Regions from separate parts of the Homo sapiens genome. Here regions 1 and 2 are each linked to region 3. The links are chromatin contacts, found by Hi-C or POLR2A ChIA-PET in ENCODE. All regions are on one chromosome and are shown on one strand. Each heading gives the region's core, a stretch centred on a gene start or an enhancer-like site at or near the end of the contact. The rest is flanking DNA. Distances are from core to core; before and after follow the strand shown. Region 1 overlaps SEL1L (SEL1L adaptor subunit of SYVN1 ubiquitin ligase). Region 2 overlaps STON2 (stonin 2). Region 3 holds the start of STON2 (stonin 2).

Evidence for each region. Hi-C counts contacts between places; a loop is a spot of excess contacts on that map. ChIA-PET counts read pairs that join two places held with the same protein, here RNA polymerase II (POLR2A). Pooled maps may share reads with other maps.
Region 1: a loop to region 3 is called in a pooled map, with 5 times the contacts of the local background. The contact joins the enhancer-like site here to the promoter of STON2 in region 3. A Hi-C loop is called at or near these places in 4 of 50 pooled maps. POLR2A ChIA-PET finds 5 or more read pairs at or near these places in 5 of 52 experiments (A549, B cell, IMR-90 and 2 more).
Region 2: a loop to region 3 is called in a map of mammary epithelial cell, with 4 times the contacts of the local background. The contact joins the enhancer-like site here to the promoter of STON2 in region 3. A Hi-C loop is called at or near these places in 7 of 168 maps with a recorded cell type or tissue (CD14-positive monocyte, Calu3, MCF 10A and 3 more) and 2 of 50 pooled maps. POLR2A ChIA-PET finds 5 or more read pairs at or near these places in 3 of 52 experiments (HEK293, MCF 10A and T-cell).

What each region holds. Positions count from the first base shown.
Region 1 is chr14:81,468,979-81,471,678 of GRCh38, reverse strand. SEL1L (SEL1L adaptor subunit of SYVN1 ubiquitin ligase) reads left to right here. Exons shown (of 21, transcript NM_005065.6): 21 at 1-132. Among named protein-coding and RNA genes, the nearest start is that of LINC02308, 20 kb to the right of the region's middle. RefSeq lists an enhancer at 1,094-1,153. Within about 2 kb of position 1,423, at least 3 of the 41 ENCODE cell types and tissues checked have a DNase peak (open chromatin) inside an H3K27ac peak, as active enhancers do.
Region 2 is chr14:81,322,805-81,325,504 of GRCh38, reverse strand. It overlaps STON2 (stonin 2), which reads left to right. Exons shown (of 8, transcript NM_001394390.1): 5 at 1,318-1,488. Among named protein-coding and RNA genes, the nearest start is that of STON2, 76 kb to the left of the region's middle. Within about 2 kb of position 1,309, at least 6 of the 41 ENCODE cell types and tissues checked have a DNase peak (open chromatin) inside an H3K27ac peak, as active enhancers do; they include mammary epithelial cell, where a contact is called at or near this core.
Region 3 is chr14:81,398,999-81,401,698 of GRCh38, reverse strand. It overlaps STON2 (stonin 2), which reads left to right and starts at 1,375. Exons shown (of 8, transcript NM_001394390.1): 1 at 1,375-1,420.

The DNA.
Region 1 (2,700 bases), core at 174-2,673, 70 kb before region 3:
CAATGTTAATGCTGAATTGTATATTAAATCCCATTTCTAAAAACCACACAATTTTTTCTCATGTAAGTTGAGTGGAATGTGGTTAGTTAACTGAATTTGGAATGTTCATATAAATAATTTGTTGCTGCTCAATCCGGTTTCCCACTGCCTCCTCTCTACCGCCCAGTATAACCTCGTTAATTCACCTCTCGGACTTGGAAAGAATGTCTCATAAGTCTTGGGAGATAAGAGATTCAGGTATCCCAAGTAAGGATTCTAACTTCGAAAATGAATATGTCATTGAGTTTTACACGATTCAAGATTCAAACGTGGGCAACAGAAATCTCTGTTCTTGGAAACAGATTTATTTCAGGATGTGAAAGCCCAGCTGTGGGTTTCAGAGTTTGCACACCTGCATTTCCTCACCCTTCATCTGTGGCCATGCTCGTAGATGCTTTTCTTAGGAAAATTTGATTAATTGAACTTTTTTTGTTCTAAATGCAATCTGAAATGAGTAGAGACTAACGCTGGCTGTGCGTGCGTGTGTGAGTGCATGGTAGTGAGGGGTTGGGGAGCCTTCCAGCTGATTTTGTTTCCCTTAAGTACTAATGAAGAATTTACTTGAATTGTTCTAACCTGTACATGTATTTTCTTTGACCTATCATTTGGACAATGTTCTGTGGTTAACATCTTAAATTTTTTTTTTTTTTTTTTGAGACAGGGTCTCACTCTGTTGTCCAGGCTGAGTGCAGTGGCTTAGTTAGAGCCCACTGCAGCCTCAAAACTCCTGGGCTCAAGAAATTCTCCCACCCCAGCCTCCTGCATAGCTGGGAGTACTAGTGTGTGCCACCACGGACAGCTATTTTTTTATTTTTTGTAGAAACAGGGTCTCCCTATGTTTCCCAGGCTGGTCTCAAACTCCTGGTCTCAAGCGATCCTCCCACCTCAACCTCCCAAAGTGCTGGGATTACAGGTGTGAGCCACTGTACCCAGCCCATCTTACTTCTTTCAGTGCATGGAAATTTACTTCCAGGACCGCGAGAGCTGAGAAGAGCACGGTATTTTCCCTTTAGCCTTCTTTGGACCGTAGCTGAAGTATGTGCTGTAGGTGAAAGCACCCACACTGGGCCTGTAAAGAACTGCCTTTATTTCAAAAGGAGGAAAAAGTAATTGAAGCCTTAAGTTTGTGTAATTGGTATCTGTATTTCATCACTCATTTGAGACTTAAAAGTAATTAAAGCCTCATAACTAGACTGATGTTTTGTGTTCTCACATTAGCTAAACCAAAGAATCTATTGAGTCTCAACACAGTACATTAAGTTAAGAGAGCACATTTGTGCCTTCGAGCAGTTAAATAGAGGAGAAACCCATGAACAGAGATGAAACCCCAATTTACAGAGAAATGAAACTCCATGTCATCTGACCTATTGCCACTACTTAAAGGGGCTTTGTAATTGTGAGTCACCATTTCAGGGCAGGCCATTATGACAAATCAGACAGATGCATAAGGGAAAGGTCCATGGCTGGGTGCAGTGGCTCACGCCTGTAATCCCAGCAGTTTGGGAGGCCGAGGCGGGCGGATCACGAGGTCAGGAGTTCGAGACTAGCCTCGCCAACATGGTGAAACCCCTTCTCTACTAAAAATACAAAAATTAGCTGGGCATGGTGGTGCGCGCCTGTAATCTGAGCTACTTCGGAGGCTGAGGCAGGAGAATGGCTTGAACCCAGGAGGTGGAGGTTGCAGTGAGCTGAGATCGTGCCACTGCACTCCAGCCTGGGTAACACAGCAAGACTCCGTCTCAAAAAAAAAAAAAAAAGATCCAGACACAACCAACCGTTTGATCCTCGCATGAGTTCTTCTGAGTTGCCCAATCCCCTCCCAAACAGATTAGTGATAGTCAGTCCTAGCCCCACTGAATGGCCCTATGCGAAGGAAAACGGGAAGGACGCCATAGCGAGAAAGTTCTGGACTGCAGTCGAGTCTTCACAGTGGTTGGGTGACCCCAGACAAGTCATTCGCTGTACAGGGTTCTCATAGGCATCAAGAGACTGGGTACTGGGGATGGTCCTTAAGGTCCTGTCCAGCTGTGGGAGGTCTTAAGTGCCAAAAGAAACCAAATTGACTTTTTATTCCACTGACACCAGACCCTTTACAAGGCTTCCTGGTGGAAATGACAACATTCCACTGTCCTAAAATGGTTGACTCCAAACAATTTATAAGTAAAGTTTATGTTAAAGAGGTCAATATTAAAGTTTATACATAAGGGGTCGGGCGCAGTGGCTCATGCCTGTAATCCCAACACATTGGGAGGCCGAGGCAGGCAGATCGCTTGAGGTCAGGAGTTTGAGACCAGCCTAGGCAACATGGTGAAACCCCGTCTCTACAAAAAAAAAAAAAAAAAAAAAAAAAAAAATTAGCTGGGCATGGTGGCGTACGCCTGTGGTCTCAGCTACCTGGAAGGTTGGGAGGCTGGGGTGGGAAGATCACTTGGGCCTGGGAGGTGGAAATTGCAGTGAGCCAAGATCATACTACTGCATTCCAAACTGGGTGACAGAGTGAGACCCTGTCTCAAAATTTAAAATAAAGTTTATAACATAAGGTTTCATGTGGGCATTCATTCAACAGCCTTTATTAATCACCTACTATCTTCCAGACCCTGAAGTGTAAAATGAATTTAAAGATGAGTATGAATGAAAGACTGAAATGAAAGAGGCTGTTTT
Region 2 (2,700 bases), core at 60-2,559, 76 kb after region 3:
TGCCCTTATATACTGTTTGAAGTTTTTTATAATGAATTTTTTATAAGTTCAAAAAAAAGAGGAGGAGAAAAAAACAACACATCTCTTTAATACTGTTTCCCAAATTCAGAAGATCCCTTCCCCTCTTTGGGAAGGGAAACGTGGCACACTGTAGGTCCTGAACTTGGAGAGTCACAATGTATATTAGCATACAAAAGGCTATGAGAAGCTACGGTAGAGAAACCTATATAGTACATTTTCCCCCTTTTATTGCACTTACTAGAAACCCACAGAATTACATTTCATGGCATATCAGTTTTGGAAAAGTTATAAAACTTTAAGGAAAGGTATCTAGCCTTAGGTCAGCTGCAGGTGGAGGAAAGGTGAGTGTTGGAGTGGTGAAAGGCATTCCTGGCTGTATGGTGGGAGGATACCAGGTCTTGGGTTCAGGCAAACCTGGGTCCAAATCCGGGGTCTCCCATTCACTAGCTGGCCCAGCATGAGCCAAGTTCCCTAACCTCTGGGTCTCAGTGTGCTCACATGTGAAAGAGGAACAGTTATCCTCCCTCATAAGCACATTTTTAGGGTTAATTGAGGCAAGTACCTGTTCCGTCGCCCTCCGCTCCATCTCCCTCAGCTGTATTACTGCCATGCCTTTGTTTATGAACACCCATGCTTCCTCCAAACCAACAAGTTATTATCCATTTGTGAAAGGCTTCATTTCAGGATTAATCAGAGGTCAGGCTATCAAATAAGTTCTTGAACTTTCAATGTGAATCCATTTCTAAAATCTTGATTTCTAGATGCCTACTTCAAGAATGTGCCCCTTGGACAAGGCAAAGTCCATAGGCACTGGGAGACTGTTGAGAATCCTGTTTCTCTAAAATTCAGCCTAAAAGTGACTCCAGAAACTCATTGTTTAAATCACATCCAGGTTTGCTTGCTCCAGGCTCTTCCAGACCCCTGCCCCAGAGTAACCCTTCACTCTCATTTCCTATGCTAGTGTTAACACTCTAACTCGGAGGAAACAAATTTCAGAGTGAAATGCAAAAGGATGTGTGCTAAAGCACTGCCTTTTGAAGTAACCTTTGCATTAAGCCCTTAGAATCTAATTACCCAAGTGTTATTTGCCTCCCTAAGTACCCATGCCCATGCAGACTGAGCTTAAAGTTCAGGAAGTAATCACAAAAGGAAATCAGAAGGGAGATCTCAGGCTCAGCCTCTGAAGACTCTCCTGTCTGCGCCTGGCCTCTCCCTCCTCCTGGGTGTGTCTGCCCGCCAGAGAAGGCCAGTGAGTAACCTGCACATTTTTTTTTCATCTTGGCCCTTCCCACCCAGACAAGAGGACGGAGTGGCAGACAGGCAGGCAGACGGCAGTGAGTCCTGTTCAAGCATGCTCGGAGCATACCTCCACCCGCACCCACCGCCTGGACCCCTCGCCACCCTCACCCCAGCCCAAGAGGAGCCAGAACCCCGGCGAGGGTCCGGAGGGGGCCTCTGCTCCCAATGGTAAGGGCTGCCCGCAGCAGGAACGCTTCATTCATTTTATTTGCTTTGGTGTTGGCTTTTCTTTTTGATTGTGTTTAGATGGCAGAATTTCTGAGACAATTGAAGGTGTTTTGTTTGGTTAGTTCTCGGTGGTCCCCAGACAAAGAAATGTCTTTTCGCAGGAGGGTTTATTAGAAGTTGTAACCCGATAGCCTGGCCTGGGAAGAAAACTTAACATGCTAATTACCTCTAGTTAGTACAATGTACCCTTTTGGCACTGTAGAAAAACAAAACAAAACAAAAAACTACATTGCTTACCAAATAGGTTTTGAGGAAGAAAAAGTGTGAAGGATTGTGGACATTTTAATAGATAGGCACCTCTGACTAATTGAAATGTAGCTTAAGTGTCAAGATAGCTTTGTAATAGACCAAGGTGATGTTTTGTCTCAAAACAAACAAAAAGAGACCCTTTATTTAAAGGAGTTCAGTGTGGAACGGAAGATGCAAGGTGGGGTTTGAGGAAAAGAGTTACAAGGTAAGTCCAATTAAATATTTGTGAACATGAAGGTATTGAATTAAATCTGTGGTGCTAATGGGAAGAAAAAAGTCTGTGTTCAATGTGGAATTTGTGTGGCATTTAAGGGAGAAAACTGAGATCTTTGTATAGTGTGTTGAGAATTCTTTGAGAGAATGGTCGGGAGGCAAATGGTGGAGGCTGGGAAGCAGGTTTTGTGCAGGGAGCTGGTGCCAAGGCCCTCTCCCTCAGTTGCTGTGGGTGAGAGAGTAATTCAGAGTAATCAAGCACTGCATTGTTAACAGGCTTGTGTGTCTCAAATATTTATTCTAAACACAAGCCGTTGATTGCACTGACATGTGAAGGAATAAAGTTGCTGCCTCTGTTCTTGGCCTAGTCCAAACTTTAATACCTGGGAAGATATTCATAAACATGTAGGAAAGACAAGGCTACATGTAAAGTTAATTTGAGGAATTACATCAGAGTGTGAGGATGCTAAGCTAAGGGGTTTTATAGGAGGGCGGTATGGGAAATGCAATAGAAATTGCCCAAACTGAGGCACTGCCATGACACCTGTGAAGGTTTGACCTATGCCAGATGACTCTGAATATGCAGCACAGGTTTGTTTTAGGCAACTCTGTGCAGGCAACTTAAGGATTCCCTGTACGGAGCAGCCTATGCTTAACATATCCAGGTTTCTAGAGCTGCAGCAAATTGCC
Region 3 (2,700 bases), core at 126-2,625:
ATCTGTTGGTCAATCCTCCTGCTGATACTGAGTCACCACTCATTTGTGGTGATTCTAAACCTCATTTTATGATTCACATTCTAAAAATGGGGTGAGGTTTTTACCAAGCAACTAATTCCAGTATGAACTTAACCTCACAATTATTGGGTTCTTCTGTGGGTTTCCAGCTGCTTAGCACAGCACTTTTCAAGGTCTGATTTCTTATGGCTTATTGGTGTGGCTCTTCCATGGCAAATACCTAAAATCCATTTTATGGATTTATGGTATGGAATATGATGGGGGGTTCCATGTGATCAATTTGTTCCACCAGTCTTCATTGGGACCACTCATTGTCTGTCACCAGCCCATGTCTGGTCTGGGACAAGTGAAGGAAGGATAGATAAAGTTTTGGGGCTCTTTTTTCGTTCATACGTTCTGAGGAATGGTCTTGGTACTTTGGCCAGAATGCACCTATATCTATAATGAAGAGGATTTAGAATCTGCCTTCTGGGCACTGTAGCTGAGCACATGACTCTACTTAGCATTTTGAACAATGACTGAAACCAGATTCTGCAAATGACAGAAATGCAGTGGTTTCATGAAATCTGCATTCCAGTCCCAAGACTTCTACGAACAAGTTACGCAACGTTGGGCGAGTCATTTAACAATAGCAGCAGTGCTGGCGATGGCTAACATTGGTTTGGAATGGAGCCTGGGGCACAGTAAGCCCTCTGTAAGGTCACCTGCTGTTTTCATTGTCATCGTTACAGAGGGTTTATTACATCCAGTCCTTAGTACTTGGCGTACATTATCTTGTTTAATCCTCGGAATTATGGAGTGAGTTTTATTATTCTTTCTGTACAAGGTTGAACTGAAGCTTAAAGAGGTTGAGTTATGAGTCCACGACTGTATAGGACTCCAAGACTGTATAGGACTCAAATCCGAACAACCTAACTCCTGGGCCTGTGATCACAATCTCTATTCGTGTGCCTGATTTCCTTGGGCCTCAGTTTTCTCATAACACCTGAAGTTGTTGATCTTTAAAACCTTTCAGTTTAAAATTTTTAAATATTTTCCTCTTACCTTCACCTTCGTCCCCTGTTCTCTTCCCTACCCCACTTATCCATGACTTTTGCTGGGTTCATCATTGCAGGATTGGCAGGATGTTTTCCCCATTGAGTGATGACACTGCATGTGTCAGCATAGGGACTTGTATTGTGGGTTTTTTTTTTTTTTTTTTTGACGGGTGCTGTGGGGCTGGTTTACATGCTGCTGTCGTTGAAAGAGGAGGAATCTGACTCTTCAATTTTACTGCCTTATCTTGGCCCGCAGCCATTACCACATTGAGTGACACACATTTGACAGGGCTTGAGAAAGTCGTCAAAGGCAGAAGCCAGTGGGAATCAGCTCTTTGTGCTTGTGGACCCTGCACTGCTCTCTGGTAAGATCTGGTTTGGGAGACCTGCTCTCTCCAGGCTGTTTGCCTATGTCTGGCCTTGTGGTTGGCAAGGATCCTAGGAGAGGGACTTGGAGAAGAGGCTTCTGGGCTTCCCATCCTTTATACAGCTTGGGGTGTGCTGGCAAACTTTCACATGGGGAGTTTCCCGGACATTTCATTACAGTTCCATTGTAATTGATATTTGTAAAGTACTTAAGTTGGGTGATAGTCTATATGTACTGTATTCTGTTGTACTTCTTTGCGGCTGTGACACCAGGGTTAGAGTGTTTTGGCTGCAGAAGACCTGGGCTCAAGGGTTGGATCTATCACTTAGTGTGGTGCTTCAAACACACCTGCTTGTTATGGCTTTTACTTGATTATTCTTTGGGTGAGATCTTATTATGAAGAAAAGTCAGCCACTGTGCTGAGATTTGTAAACTCTTCCACTTAGCCTGGAGGAAGCATTTTACCAAAAGGGCCTGGAAGCACTAAAAGTATTAGGTAAGTCACTTAATTTTTCTCAGCCCAAATTTCTTTATCCATAGAAGAATTAGAGTACTATGAGTCCTACTCATCAAAATGGCTACTGAATCAAGTGAAGTATGGTATGAAAATGTGTTTCTGAAAATTATAAATTCTATATAAACATTAGTTGTTTTTAGGAAGCATCATATGCCAAAACTGTTTTAAACACCAAAAAAGCAAAAGCTGTTCATGTTTTTACCGATTTTCCCACCTAGAGATTATTTACTGCAGATGATAACCTGTAGTAAAATTTCCTAAACTTTTCATTGTGCAGCAATTGGAAGACTGTGAGTTAAGTTGTTCTAGAAACTATCTGAATATTGTGTATATTTAGTTAATAAGAACTGATATTGTTCAAGGTATATAGTAGCTCTTCTATGGAAGCACATTAATTTTAGATAAATTCAGATTTTATTAATTCATTATAAATCATTATTAGATCAAGAGCTAGGTTCAGGTTGTAAAAAGATATTAATACCATGAACAAAATTATGTCAATTAAGAATCTTTCTGTATTCCTAGAACATAATTGCAGTGTGAGCAAAGGCTAGACCATTGTAACTAATTTAAATAGGCCTAGATTGAAAATGTTACTCTAACTCACATTTTTCACTACCACAGATGTTCCCTATCCTCTTACTCCAAATGAACAAGATCACTTCATTTCTATTTTTCTTGATTGATAAACCATGCTTGGAGATACCATCTGGAGATTGTTGGGTTTCTGCCAGAGATTTAAATCAGGTTTATAAAGAGTT